Linked DNA regions of Mus musculus: regions 1 and 2 are each linked to region 3. A link is a contact called in ENCODE POLR2A ChIA-PET data. All regions are on one chromosome and are shown on one strand. Each heading gives the region's core, a stretch centred on a gene start or an enhancer-like site at or near the end of the contact. The rest is flanking DNA. Distances are from core to core; before and after follow the strand shown.

Evidence for each region. ChIA-PET counts read pairs that join two places held with the same protein, here RNA polymerase II (POLR2A).
Region 1: POLR2A ChIA-PET joins it to region 3 with 14 read pairs in embryonic stem cell. The contact joins the promoter of Acsl1 here to the promoter of Slc25a4 in region 3. POLR2A ChIA-PET finds 5 or more read pairs at or near these places in 4 of 5 experiments (Patski and embryonic stem cell).
Region 2: POLR2A ChIA-PET joins it to region 3 with 36 read pairs in embryonic stem cell. The contact joins the promoter of Casp3 here to the promoter of Slc25a4 in region 3. POLR2A ChIA-PET finds 5 or more read pairs at or near these places in 4 of 5 experiments (Patski and embryonic stem cell).

Annotation. Positions count from the first base shown.
Region 1 is chr8:46,469,130-46,473,131 of GRCm38, reverse strand. Acsl1 (acyl-CoA synthetase long-chain family member 1) reads right to left here and starts at 2,095. Exons shown (of 21, transcript NM_007981.4): 1 at 1,902-2,095. Gm31050 (a long non-coding RNA gene) reads left to right here and starts at 2,082. Exons shown (of 2, transcript XR_378936.3): 1 at 2,082-2,527; 2 at 2,633-3,141.
Region 2 is chr8:46,615,049-46,619,241 of GRCm38, reverse strand. It overlaps Casp3 (caspase 3), which reads right to left and starts at 1,951. Exons shown (of 7, transcript NM_001284409.1): 1 at 1,741-1,951. Primpol (primase and polymerase (DNA-directed)) reads left to right here and starts at 2,015. Exons shown (of 15, transcript NM_001001184.2): 1 at 2,015-2,108.
Region 3 is chr8:46,209,530-46,213,243 of GRCm38, reverse strand. Slc25a4 (solute carrier family 25 (mitochondrial carrier, adenine nucleotide translocator), member 4) reads left to right here and starts at 2,182. Exons shown (of 4, transcript NM_007450.5): 1 at 2,182-2,432. The coding sequence starts at 2,322.

The sequences.
Region 1 (4,002 bases), core at 846-3,345, 260 kb before region 3:
CAGCAGGAATGCTGTGCACACTGCATCGTGTAAACAAGCCTGCCCGTAAAACATTTCTAACAGTGTGACTCAAGTTGAATTTAGTTGTAAGAAACAGTGCATGGCAAGCTTACCCATCAAATGAAACTGAGCTTACAAACTAAATGACTCTAAAAAGAATGAGGATAAACGTCTAGAAGTTAGGGTAGGCATCCCACAGTCTAAGAACAACAGCAAGGCCAGCAAGGCCGTAGGGAGAAAGACACAATCTCTACAGGTAAATGACTCAACCACCAGATCTTACTCCAAACATGGAATTCCACAGTTCTAGATAGCCATATCCAAACTAAAGATGTGCTAAAGACATTAATTCACAACACTGTGACATGTTGGCTTGCATTTGGTGACTTCACATTTAACTCAGGAACTGAGTAGCTGAAAAGTACCTGTATGGTATAAATAGATAACCTGTCCCCACTGTGCCAGATGCCACGCATGTTAAATGTCAAAATTTCCAAGGCCTCATGATTTCAGTCAGGCTGTAATAATAATAAAACACTGATAAAATATAAATAACAGAGACAGGAAGGAAACATGTGAAAATGCTTAGAATCACGAATGGGGAGGGGTTTTTTGTTTTTGTTTTAAGTTTTGTCTGTTTACTGTAAATTTAGAAGAGGTAAGTGAATAAGGTGTGTTGCTTTTTTTCTTTTTTTTTTTTTTACCTTCTCCAGTCATATAATTTTAGCTCAAGATCTCAATGCAGACCTTTTACAAAGAACCAGCCTCCCACCACAAAGGGATTTCCTTCAGCTGAACTACAAGAAAAAACATCTCCCAGGATCCGGCCCTGTCTGTTTTCTGTTGTCACACCTCACCACATTGCTCCAAACCGATGGTTCCTTTCCGTTGCTCCCATTCTTAACCTTGCCCATTGCAGACCTTCAGTTCTTAACTTTGGTGAACTAGAAGGGTTTGGATGATTTCTGAGTTACGCTAATAATTTTCATTGGGCTAACCACAGATTACGTTTTGAAACGTGTATCCCAGAAACATAATCAAATGTCAAGTCCTTAAAGGGAAGACTAGAGATGGATACTCACAGTTCCAAGAGGAAGCATTTTCATAACGGCCATTCTTAACTAGGTTCCATAACCATGAGCTTGAGCGGTGTGGCAAGATGGTCTGTAAGCTCGGGCATAGTGCAGTGATTAGATGGAGCTGCCTTCTCTAGATTCTAATCCATGTGATCTTTTAAGTCCTGTATCAGCACTCGGGGTCTACGTTTCAAGGTGATAAATATCATTTTTGCTCCCTAATTTAAAAAAAAATTAAAAGCCAGATTGCCTTAAATCAATGACTCCATCACCACTGTGTGTAGTGGCTCTGGGAGCTCCTCTTGGAGACACCGCGAGAATTTCTACTTATGACATCGGGCTCTGAGCGCTGCTTCTGACCCTCCTCGAACGCTCGGCGCAGGGGCACGTCACAGAGCGGCACCGGGACAGTCCGTGTCCACGCGCGGTGAGTGCGCGCCTCACAATCCCCGCCTCTGGGGGTACGAGGGATGCGGTGGCGGAGACGCCAGGGTCCCCAGCAAGCAGGACCACCTCTCGGCACCTGAGCCGGGGAGGGAAGGTCCCAGCCGCCACACCAGCCAGGGACCGTGCAGAGAGGAACCTCTTGACTCCGCGGTGCACCAGCCCCGCGCGCGCACGGCCCGCGGGGGAACCCGGGCTCCGGCACCGGAAGCGGCGGCCGCCGGAGCGGCCCCAGAGCCTCCCGAAGCCGAGGGAAACGAGGCCGTGGAGCCCAGGCCGGAAAAGCGGAACGTCCCGCAGAGCCGCGGGGAGGTTCTCCCGTCTCGGCCCGGCTAGGGTCGCCTTGGCCGACTCGCGGCCCTTCGCGGCTGGCGCACTCACCTCCTCCGCTGCCCGGGCTGCTCCACAGGCGGCTGTCACTGCAATCCACGAACTGCCCCGCGCCGGGTTGCGATGCTATTTAAGGAGTCGCGGCCGCAGCTGCTCTCTTGGCTGCGCCACCGGCGTTGCAGCAGCAGCAGCAGGGCCGGGCGGCTGGTAGTGCGCGTGCCGTGCCACGCCGCCCCGCCCCGTCCGCAGGCTCCTCCCCGCCCCATCTCTTAGCGCGCCCACTCCCCCTCGCCAGCTCCTCCCCTCCTGTCGCACAGGTCGAGGCTGTCCCGCCCCATCACACCCACCGCTCCTCTCAGGTCCCGCCCCATCGGCGCCATTCCCGCCTCCCAAGCCCCGCCCTATCTGGGCTGATCCAAGCCCCTCAGACCCGCGGTGCCTCTCAGGCCACGCCCACCAGCTCCAGTCCTTCCCCTCCGGCCGCGCCTCCTCGGTCTTTTGCCCCGCCCCTTAAGGCCCAGTCCTCCTTCAGGTCCCGCCCAGTCCTGCTGACTCCGCCTCTCCCTCCAAAGCCGCAAGGTGGGCGTGGCCTCCCTCAGGTCCATGAGCATGGCTGTCAGCAAGCAAAAGCCACTAAGGTCACCCAAACTGCCCTCTAGTTTCACAACGAATCTGAGGTAGGGCAAAGGGTAAATCTGGAAGTCTCCTGAACCCTGATAATGTGATGCTATGGAATGTTGCAGGTGCCCTTTAGCTCTTCCATCCTTAACATTCTTCCACAGCTGACACCTTGGCATAGCCTCTCTGCTTGCTTCTCTGCTTGGAGGGACCACGGTAGCTGAAGAAGTCCCATCTTTCTTTAGCACAGATATACACGAACCCCTTTAATCCAGTTTCACCACGGTCCCCACACCAAGTTTCGCCACAGTCCTTGGCTAGGAATACAGGACTTCCGCAATATCCTGGCCATGAGGCATCTCTGGACAACCCAGGCCCCTGTGTGGTTCAAGTGAAAAGCAGACTTAGTCGTTGCTCAAGGACGGTGTCCACCTGCCAAGTTTTAAAGGCTTGTCTGCCCTGCTCAGCCTTGGCTCTGTAGACTTGACAAATCCCTTGGGAAAACCTTTTAAGGGCTACCAACGGCCAATGCAAGGCCAGTAGGATGGCTCACTGGGTTAAAGCCCATGCCTGTCACAAAGCCTGAAGTGCAATTCTCAATCCTCAGGACTGTGAGTTACCATGTGCGCATGTAACCCTTCTTCAAACGTCATTTTAAAAAATCTTAAAGATACCCCAAAGCTTTAAGATAATCTTTTAAAAGGTTAAATACTAGAGCCATCACTGTTGCTCAGTGTCCAGAACTGGTCAGTGTGGTTAAGGTAAGATGTAGATCATGCTAACATTTTGAATGGGAAAAAAAAAAGGTCAATATAATTGTTGCCAGGTTCACCTCATGCTATTGCATGAAGACAGTCATCCAGGTACAGGAGGGTTTGCTCCCAGCATTAGATGGAAGTCTTTCTAATATTGCCTTAAATTTGAGGGACAATTATTGCCAGAACACCTCTAATAACATATCATTTACTAGGTGACACTGTTAATCAACTATAATGTCCATAACCCTATGAGGTGGTACCACCTTTGGTCCTCTTCTGTAGAACAGGAAACTGAAGGGCAGAGTCAGGTATAAGAAAGGGCATGGCCGCCGGGCAGTGGTGGCGCACGCCTTTAATCCCAGCACTTGGAGGCAGAGGCAGGCAGATTTCTGAGTTTGAGGCCAACCTGGTCTACAGAGTGAGTTCCAGGACAGCCAGGGCTACACAGAGAAGCCCTGTCTCGGGGGAAAGAAAAGGGGGTGGGGGGGACCATTCTTAGAATTCAAGATCATCTGCTTCTAAACCATGGCCTTTATAACCACAGAGGCCTCCCCTACCCTCTTGGGAGATGATTCATTCCCTCTAGTCACAAGTATACTCAAGCTGACTCATCAAGGAATAAGGACTTTTCCTGGGTGTCTCTGGCCTTCCTCCTGTGGAGTCTGAGGCTCCTTGTCCAATGTTGGTGAGGCAATCCTCACACAAACAGCTGCCATATCAGCGCTGCTTAATCTAGGGGGGTCACAACCCCTTTGGGGAGGCGGGGGAGGGATTGA
Region 2 (4,193 bases), core at 702-3,201, 410 kb before region 3:
ACAGCAAAACAAAGCCATTCTTTAAAGCTTCAACACCAGGTTGTCACAGGGTTCTACACTCCATACTTAGGGCTCCTGCCTGTGGCCACCATTAACATATCCAAAGTAACTTCCCAAAGGCTGGCCAAACCCCCAGCTTAGCATCTCCTCTGCTATTGTGTATACTCTTACTGTAACGATGGCCCCACATTTCCCACCCACCCCAATGGGTTGAGTAGTCACTTGTGGAAAAAAAAAAGCCAGTAAGGAAGGGAGCCAAGCTAAAGTTCGAGCCTACTGTTGTTTGCTCACAGTTCGGTAGGCAAACAATAAACAAGCAAAAGTAGAGGATATGACACGGCTGCTTTCAGGAAATGCCTGCCGCAAAGGGAGGAATGGGAAGATTCAGCTAGGAATTGCTAACTAAGGGAAACCTCCGTAGCAGCTCCTGTTCATAAGCTAATGTCTCAGGGGGAGAAAAGGTGAGCCAGTGGACTCAGAGGGCTGGAAAGAAAACCCGAAAAGGACACAGTATCCAATATTGCCTGGAGAGCTTCTTCATTCTGCTAAAAAGGGGGGGGGGCGGGGGGAGACAGCCAAGACCCAGGGTTTGGCTTCGCTAACCCGGTTTAGAGGATACGGTTTTACACTTAAGCCTTCAGGGTAAACATGAACATCTAGAAAACTGTTTTTGTTCGTGTCTTAAAGAGAGCACTGGAGAGGGGTCTTGGGCGGGAGACAGAGACCTGCAAGGAGGCTGCTTCAGTTCCCTGAGGTGGGCACAAGTCTGGCAGACACGTAGAAAGTCCACAAGACTCCGAAGAGGGGCCAGGTACAAATCTGTCAGACTCGTAGGTCTACAAGGCTCGGGGACTAACGGCGGAAGAAGTTGGGTCCACAAGAGGTGCCTGAGAAGGACGTTTCCTGGGTGACTCAACGGAGAATGAGGTAAAGACCCTGCTGTTCAAGTCGAACTTCACAGACTAATTAATAAGCGCGAAGAAGGGACAGTAACCGAGCATGGCTCAAGAGATGTCAATGCAAGCTCCTACAGTGACTTTGACCAACAAAGGAATGAGCTGGAGTATTCAAGGAGTAATGCTTAAAATCAGCTCTCCGCAAGAACCAAAAATCACAGTGCACTGGAGAAAACTAAAGGTGGAGATCAAATGCTCTTGTAACAGAGGGAGGCTGGGTCACTTAGAGCCGCCACAAGGTCAGCATCAGCCTAGCTTCCAGGCCCCAGGGCAGAACTTCCCCTATCCATCCTCTGCTACCGAGTCCACACCTCGGCCTGCAGATCCAGGATCCCGCCACCTCCCGCCACTCGGCTTCCAGGTTCACCCCCACACTATGGCCTCACCCCCTCCCGCCCCTGAAGCTCTGTACCCCGGGCGATCTCCAGATACCCCCCTGACTCCGCCTTTAAGCCTCAGCGCGGCCCGTGTGCCATGCTCGAGGGGTCTGAACCCGCTCCGGCTCACCCAGGTTTAGGGACACCGCACCGGCTCACCCAGGTTTAGGGACACCGGTTTGGCCTCCCGGGTCTGGGTTCTCAGCTCGGGATCGCGCTCCCGGCGCTGTTTCCAGCTTCTCTGCCTTCAGTGTTTGCCTGAGCAAGCCTGGAGGCAACACAAAGGATCCTCCGCCCAGATTGCCCGTTTCCCCCGCCTCCTCCAAGGAGCTGCAGACCCGCCAAAAGAGCGCCAGCTCCGGGGGACAACACAGGCCTTCGAAGGCGCGAGAGCAGCAGACACTCACCGTACCGTTCCAAGCTCCCCGCCGCAGGACACTGCGCTTTGATCCCACCAGCACCAACACTGCAACTGCAGCAGCAGCAGCAGCAACAGCAGACTACCGCCGGTCACGCCCCACGCCACGCCCCTTCTCTACCTCCCCGCCCCATCCCCCCTCACACACCCCCCAACACCTCATCTCGCACACGCCAGTCGCGATTGGTGGTTTCAGCCCCGACTGAGCCCCGTCTCGTAGCGCAGGCCCCGCCCACCCAGGGCAAGCCTAGGGCCCCGCCCCCTCCGGCTCCGCCCCCTCGCGCGGGTTTCAAGCTCTGGTTCCCGCCATCTCTGGCTCCGCCAGCTGCCGCCTCCGGCCGACTTGCGCCACTTGAGGTAAATTTTAGAGAGGTCTTTCGGCCACGCCTGATTCCGGGGGCGCCAAGATGGGCGTCTAGGGAGGCGCCTCTGCCAGTCAGAACTCTGGCAGGAGAAAATAGAGCTGTGCCCCGCACTCGGTAATTCTACTTCCTCTCAATTGCACCGAGGCCTTTCTTCACTTCCGTCCACCTCTTGCTCCCTCAGTGAGAGGTCCTGACTACCTTACTGAAATCTCTGACTGGTTTACGTCCTATTTCATTCAGACTCTGACTCTGGGAAGTGGGTTTTGTTTTGTTTTGTTTTTGCATAATATACGAAAACACGAGCACAGCGATCAGCATCGAATTTCAGGGGCCCAGAATATTCTTAAGGACAAATGTACTCCAGAGAGCAGCCTCTTGCCTTCACCGCCTTTGCTTCGTTGGATGTAAGGGACTGACGTACACGTAGCCACACAGATGTCTACCGTTCGTTGCGTGTGGAATTCAAGCTCTTGCATTTCCATAATACATTTTTTATTTTTTCCAGTTCCATCAAAGGCTTTAAAAGGATAAGTGGACGGGCAGTGGTGGTGCACGCCTTTAATCCCAGCACTTGGGAGGCAGAGGCAGGTAGATTTCTGAGTTCGAGGCCAGCCTGGTCTACAGAGTGAGTTCCAGGACAGCCAGGGCTACACAGAGAAACCCTGTCTTGGGGGGGAAAAAAAAAGAAAGAAAAAGATAAGTGGTTTGCTCTCATGAAGAGCCATAGTGGTTAAATGTAGATTCCAGAAACAAATTGATCTATCATTATCCCTCCCAAAGTAAGTTAGAATCAGCCATTTTCTGTTGGACTTTAGCAGTAGGATGCATTCAACCCTCGCAGTGCATCGTGGAGGCTGTAGTTCACAAGGAAGGGTCTAATTGAGAAACCCCTTGTGCCCGGACCCCTCCCTGTGCTAAACGTTCTTAACAAAGTGATACCTTAGATAAGGTATCCTCAGCAGTTTCCTGCCGTTAATGTTGACTTCATCTAGAGAAGTTCGTTAGAGCAAAACATCTGGAGGTGATAGTTTTCATCTAAGCCCTGTAATTTCTCCTCACTGTGGGGACTCAGAGGGACCTGAAGCCGCCCTGTAAATGGGGACCCAGAGGGACCTGAAGCCGTTCTGGGCCTCAAGAGAGAAAGAATTCATGAAAAGCAATGTGACTGCTTTCCAGGAGCTGGAGTAAGATGGCTTTCTGAAGTGATCTAAAAGCGGGGCGTGGTCACTCTCTTCCATTTGGCGAGAAAACTGAACTAGAAGTATAATAGGTAAACGTTTTAGGGCCTACATCTGCAAGAAGACTTAGCCTTCATAAGCTAAATTACTATAGCAATTACATGATAAGTTAATCATTTGTAAAAATGGTGTGAAGGTCATTTATCTGGTAGAGTTTTGCTCTTTGGGGTGGGAGACCAGGGAGGAGGAAAAGAACCAACACCTGAAACAGTATACTGTTATAGGGTTTCTTATCCCTCCTACTAGTTTTAGGGATATTTAAAAAATGACTTCTGGGGCTGGAGAGATGGCTCAGCAGTTAAGAACACTGACTGTTCTTCCAGAGGTCCTGAGTTCAATTCCCAGCAACCACATGGTGGCTCACAACCATCTGTAAAGGGACCCAGTGTCCTCTTCTGGTGTCTCTGAAGAGAGGGACAGTATGCTTGCATACATAAAATAAATAAATAAATCTTAAAAAAAAATACACCTTCTGATTCTAGGCAGTAAATAAGTGGGACAGAAGAAATTCAGTCTTTTATATTTAATTTCTTAAGTTGTTACACATTCTAGAAAGTAAGCTTATATAGTAATATGTTTGTAAGTAAACCTTAATAGCGTACTTTAAGATGACTACTTAAAGATGAATACTTAAGTCGTAGATATTGTATAGAGGGATTATAGAGTGCATTTAAAAGGTGGTGAAGGATTGGTTGGGTAGTTAAGAAAGAGCTCTTGCTCTTCCAACTCAGGTGGCTCATGCCACTTGTAACTCTAGCTCTAGAGGACCCAGCACCCTCTTCTGACTTTCAAGAACACAATCCACATTTACACAAATACACGCAGATAAATAAAGTATA
Region 3 (3,714 bases), core at 933-3,432:
GTATGCGAGTACAGTGTTGCTGTCTTCAGACACACCAGAAGAGGGCATTGGATCCCATTAGAGATGGTTGTGAGCCACCATGTGGTAGCTGGGAATTGAACTCTGGACCACTGGAAGAGCAGTCAGTGCTCTTAACCACTGAGCCATCTTTCCAGCCCCCACATGACTGTTCTGTAATGAGAGTCAGAAAGGCTGTGGATTTGGATGGGAGTGGTAGAGAAACTGGGAAAACCAAGGGGAGGGAAACCCATAATCAGAATATACTATATGAAAAAAACATATTTTCAATAAAAGAAATAAAAGTTGTAATTTTGCTTTAACCCTTAATAAATGAAAAATAAAAATAAAAACAAATAGGTGATTAAGTAAAAACAAATTGGTAATTAAGTAAAGACAAATAGGTAATTAAGTAGGCAACCTCTAACACAGAACTGAAAGGAAATGGCTTCATTTACTTCCCAATATTTATAGAGCCAAATGGAGTAGACACACAATTATAATTATGACTAATATAGAAATTTTATTGTCCATGGAAATTGCTGTGTGAAACTGTGATGGACAACCCTGAACTTAAAGGTCCTTGGAGGTGGCTCAAGGTGCTACTTGCGTTTCCTTTAGAGGCCACACTTCCTGGTACACAGTGATTGCTCAGTTGGTATCTGGTGAAGGAACACAGAGATGCCTTTTATGTTTGTCTATGCGTGTGTCTTCTTTGACCTCCAGCAACATGGTAACGGGTCCCAGCCTTGTTTCTCCCAACTGCAAATAAATACATCACCTATGTGCTCCTGGCATCCCGCCAGTGACCTCTGCTCTAGTAAGTCTTTAGGCTCTGAGCGACACACAGGTGCAGCTCAGTCAGCACCTAACATGAAATATGCATAGATCAGCAAACTTTTAAAAAGATGAACTGCCTTGACCGATGTCCAAACGAAGGTTAGCAAATGTGGGAAAAGAACAGAGTAAGGGGCTTGAAGTTAAACGAAGAAAAGAAAAGAACAACAAAAAAACCCTAATAGCACTCATTCTTGTGGAAGGGGCAGCAGTATGGAAAATATGCACAGTTATATTTGAACTGCCTTAAATGAGGTGAGGGTAACGAAATCTCACATCCATGTATTAAAAACAAAAAACAACAACAACAACAACAAAAAAAAACTGCAATCACTTTCCTGGGATTAGACAGTGCCTCGGCCCCCCTCCCCCAACCTCAAGCTGTCTGTTATAGAGTCAGACACAGCCAAGGAGTCGACCTTCCCAAAAGTCTGAGGACTCTGATCCTTAAGAAGCCGCCAGCCAACTGGAACCATCCTGCACGAAATACGGTTGAGATTCCATTAAGAGCTGAGCACGCATTCAAGCCCTTTAGAGGTCTGTCCACGAGAGAATCCCAAGAGCTGAGAGAGACTAGGAGCTAATAAAGGAGAGTCTTTTCCTTAGGAGTCCTCGGCCTGTGTGTCAGTGTGACAGGCCGAGTTAACAGAAAAGCCACACATCCACATTCACTGCCAAACTGAGAATCCACCTAGCGCCGCTGCATTCTGCTTTTTTTCTTTTTCCCTGATGGCGCAGAGTGCCCGGTGCATACATATTTTCTATTGACTGAATGGTTCAAGGATTGAATGGAGAGAAGTCGGAGACAGGAGCTTGCCCTCTACTATGAGGCAATAATGGCATTAAAAAGATGTTAGTATGTATTTGGGAGGAGTATGATTTATTTGCAGAAACGCAGAGTTCTGCAGAGGCCCGAATCCAGGCAGGGAGCTCTAGTTGGAAACGCCCTGACAACGGGAAGGGGTGGAAGCCTGAAACCTTCTTGGCCAAAAGCACCGTGGTGCAAGATCGAGGTCAAAAAGAGCTTCCCTTGAAGCATCAAGGGGCCCCCTCTCTGTCCCCAGGTCGTCCCCAGGCTAAACCCTCGTGAGCTATAAATACAACGGTCCACATGCAGCAGAGACACGGTGTTCCCTCGGCTCGCTGGGACAGATAGCATGAATTTGCCCTTTAAACGTCCCAAGCTGCAGGCACAGCCCCCAACCCACCCCTAGCTCCCGGAAGCGTCTTCGCCCCCAATGCCCTCTGCAAAGGAGGGGGATGGAGAGGGGCTGTCCAGGGACCAGCCCAGCCAATGCGCGCTGCGCGCTCGCCGGGGTCCCTCCTCCTCTCGCGAGACGCCGAGCCGGGGATATAAGGAGGGCTGCGGTCAGGCGGGCGGTCCCTTCGCGTCGTGCAGGGACGGATTCGGGGTGGCGGTGCCTGGCCGGGCGTAGGCAAGAGCAAACGAGCGGCTCCTTGCAGGCTGTGTGCGCCCGGCTTTCAGCATGGGGGATCAGGCTTTGAGCTTTCTTAAGGACTTCCTGGCAGGTGGCATCGCCGCCGCCGTCTCCAAGACGGCGGTCGCCCCGATCGAGAGGGTCAAACTGCTGCTGCAGGTCAGGACGGCTGGGGGCGCGAGCGGGGCGCGGCAGGGCGCTGGGGGGATGCGGGGCGGGGCGCGCGCGTCAGGGCGCAGGGATGCGGGCGGGGCGCGGGGATGCTGCGGCGCGGGCGCGCGCGACGCTGCGGAAAAATCTGTGCTAGGCCGCAAGCCCGGGGCCTAGGCGAAGGGGAAGGTGCCCTCTACGCAGATACAGGTCCAGCGTCAGTGGCAGATTCCTGGTGTCGGGTGGCGCCCGCGTTGGGGTGTCTATATATGGAAACCCACCCCGAAGCTGGTCTACCTCGAGCCAGATCCTGTGCCCGGTACAGCAAGCGACATTCCATCTAAGGCCTCTTAGGCGGGCCTCACCCTTTGGCCACATCCTCTGCACCTTCTTATCTGCATCCACCCTTGACAATTGAAGCATCAGATTAATCATTGACTGGGGTTCGCTCTATGTCGCGTGCGCTGCGCTATAACTTGACATTGATTTCATTCATCTTTCCTATAACCTCTGCAAGATAGGAATCGTCCTTGGCCCGTATTCACAGATGGAGACACTGAGGCAGAAATCCAGAAGTAATATTCAGGATAAATTCAGACCGCCTTGGCCATCTTGTCCCCATATAATTTTCTCCCCGGTCATTGAAGGGGCCTGCCATCATCATCTGATCCATCTCAAAGGCAAACGCTGTTCAATGGGGAAGAGCCGTTTGGGCATTTAAACATAACACAAAATGCTCCAACAGATTGGCCACGGCAGTAGTAACTCACTAATCACTTGAATTATCTGCTTGAAAATTTTCAGACACCTACTGTTAAGACAACCTTGTCTCGGGGGACATTCGAGTAAAGCAGGGACATTGTCATCTGCTCACCATGTTAAGAGCCCTTGAGGGAGGGATCTTTATTGCCATTCCCCATAAGCCTGCAGGGAATTTCGCTCAAATGTCCTTATAATGTCGAGAAATTGGACTGCTTTTTAGCTTAGTCAAGTAACTAACATTTATTGGTATGTTCTTGGTAACTGATTTCCTGATACATTAAAAAACAATTGGAATTCTCCCTTGTCACTTGAAAGTGAAAGATGGGCGAGGAACCCTGGGCATAGCAGTGCACATTTATAATCCCAGCATTTGGGAGGCAACACAGGATGATTTTTTAGTTCCAGGCTAGCCTGGGCTATATAGGATGACCCTATCCTTTCAAAACAAAAATAAGAAAAACTGAGGAAATACAAATCCTTTTTCCCCCTCTGTCTTCCCTTCTCTCTGCCTGTCCTCTGCCACCCCTTC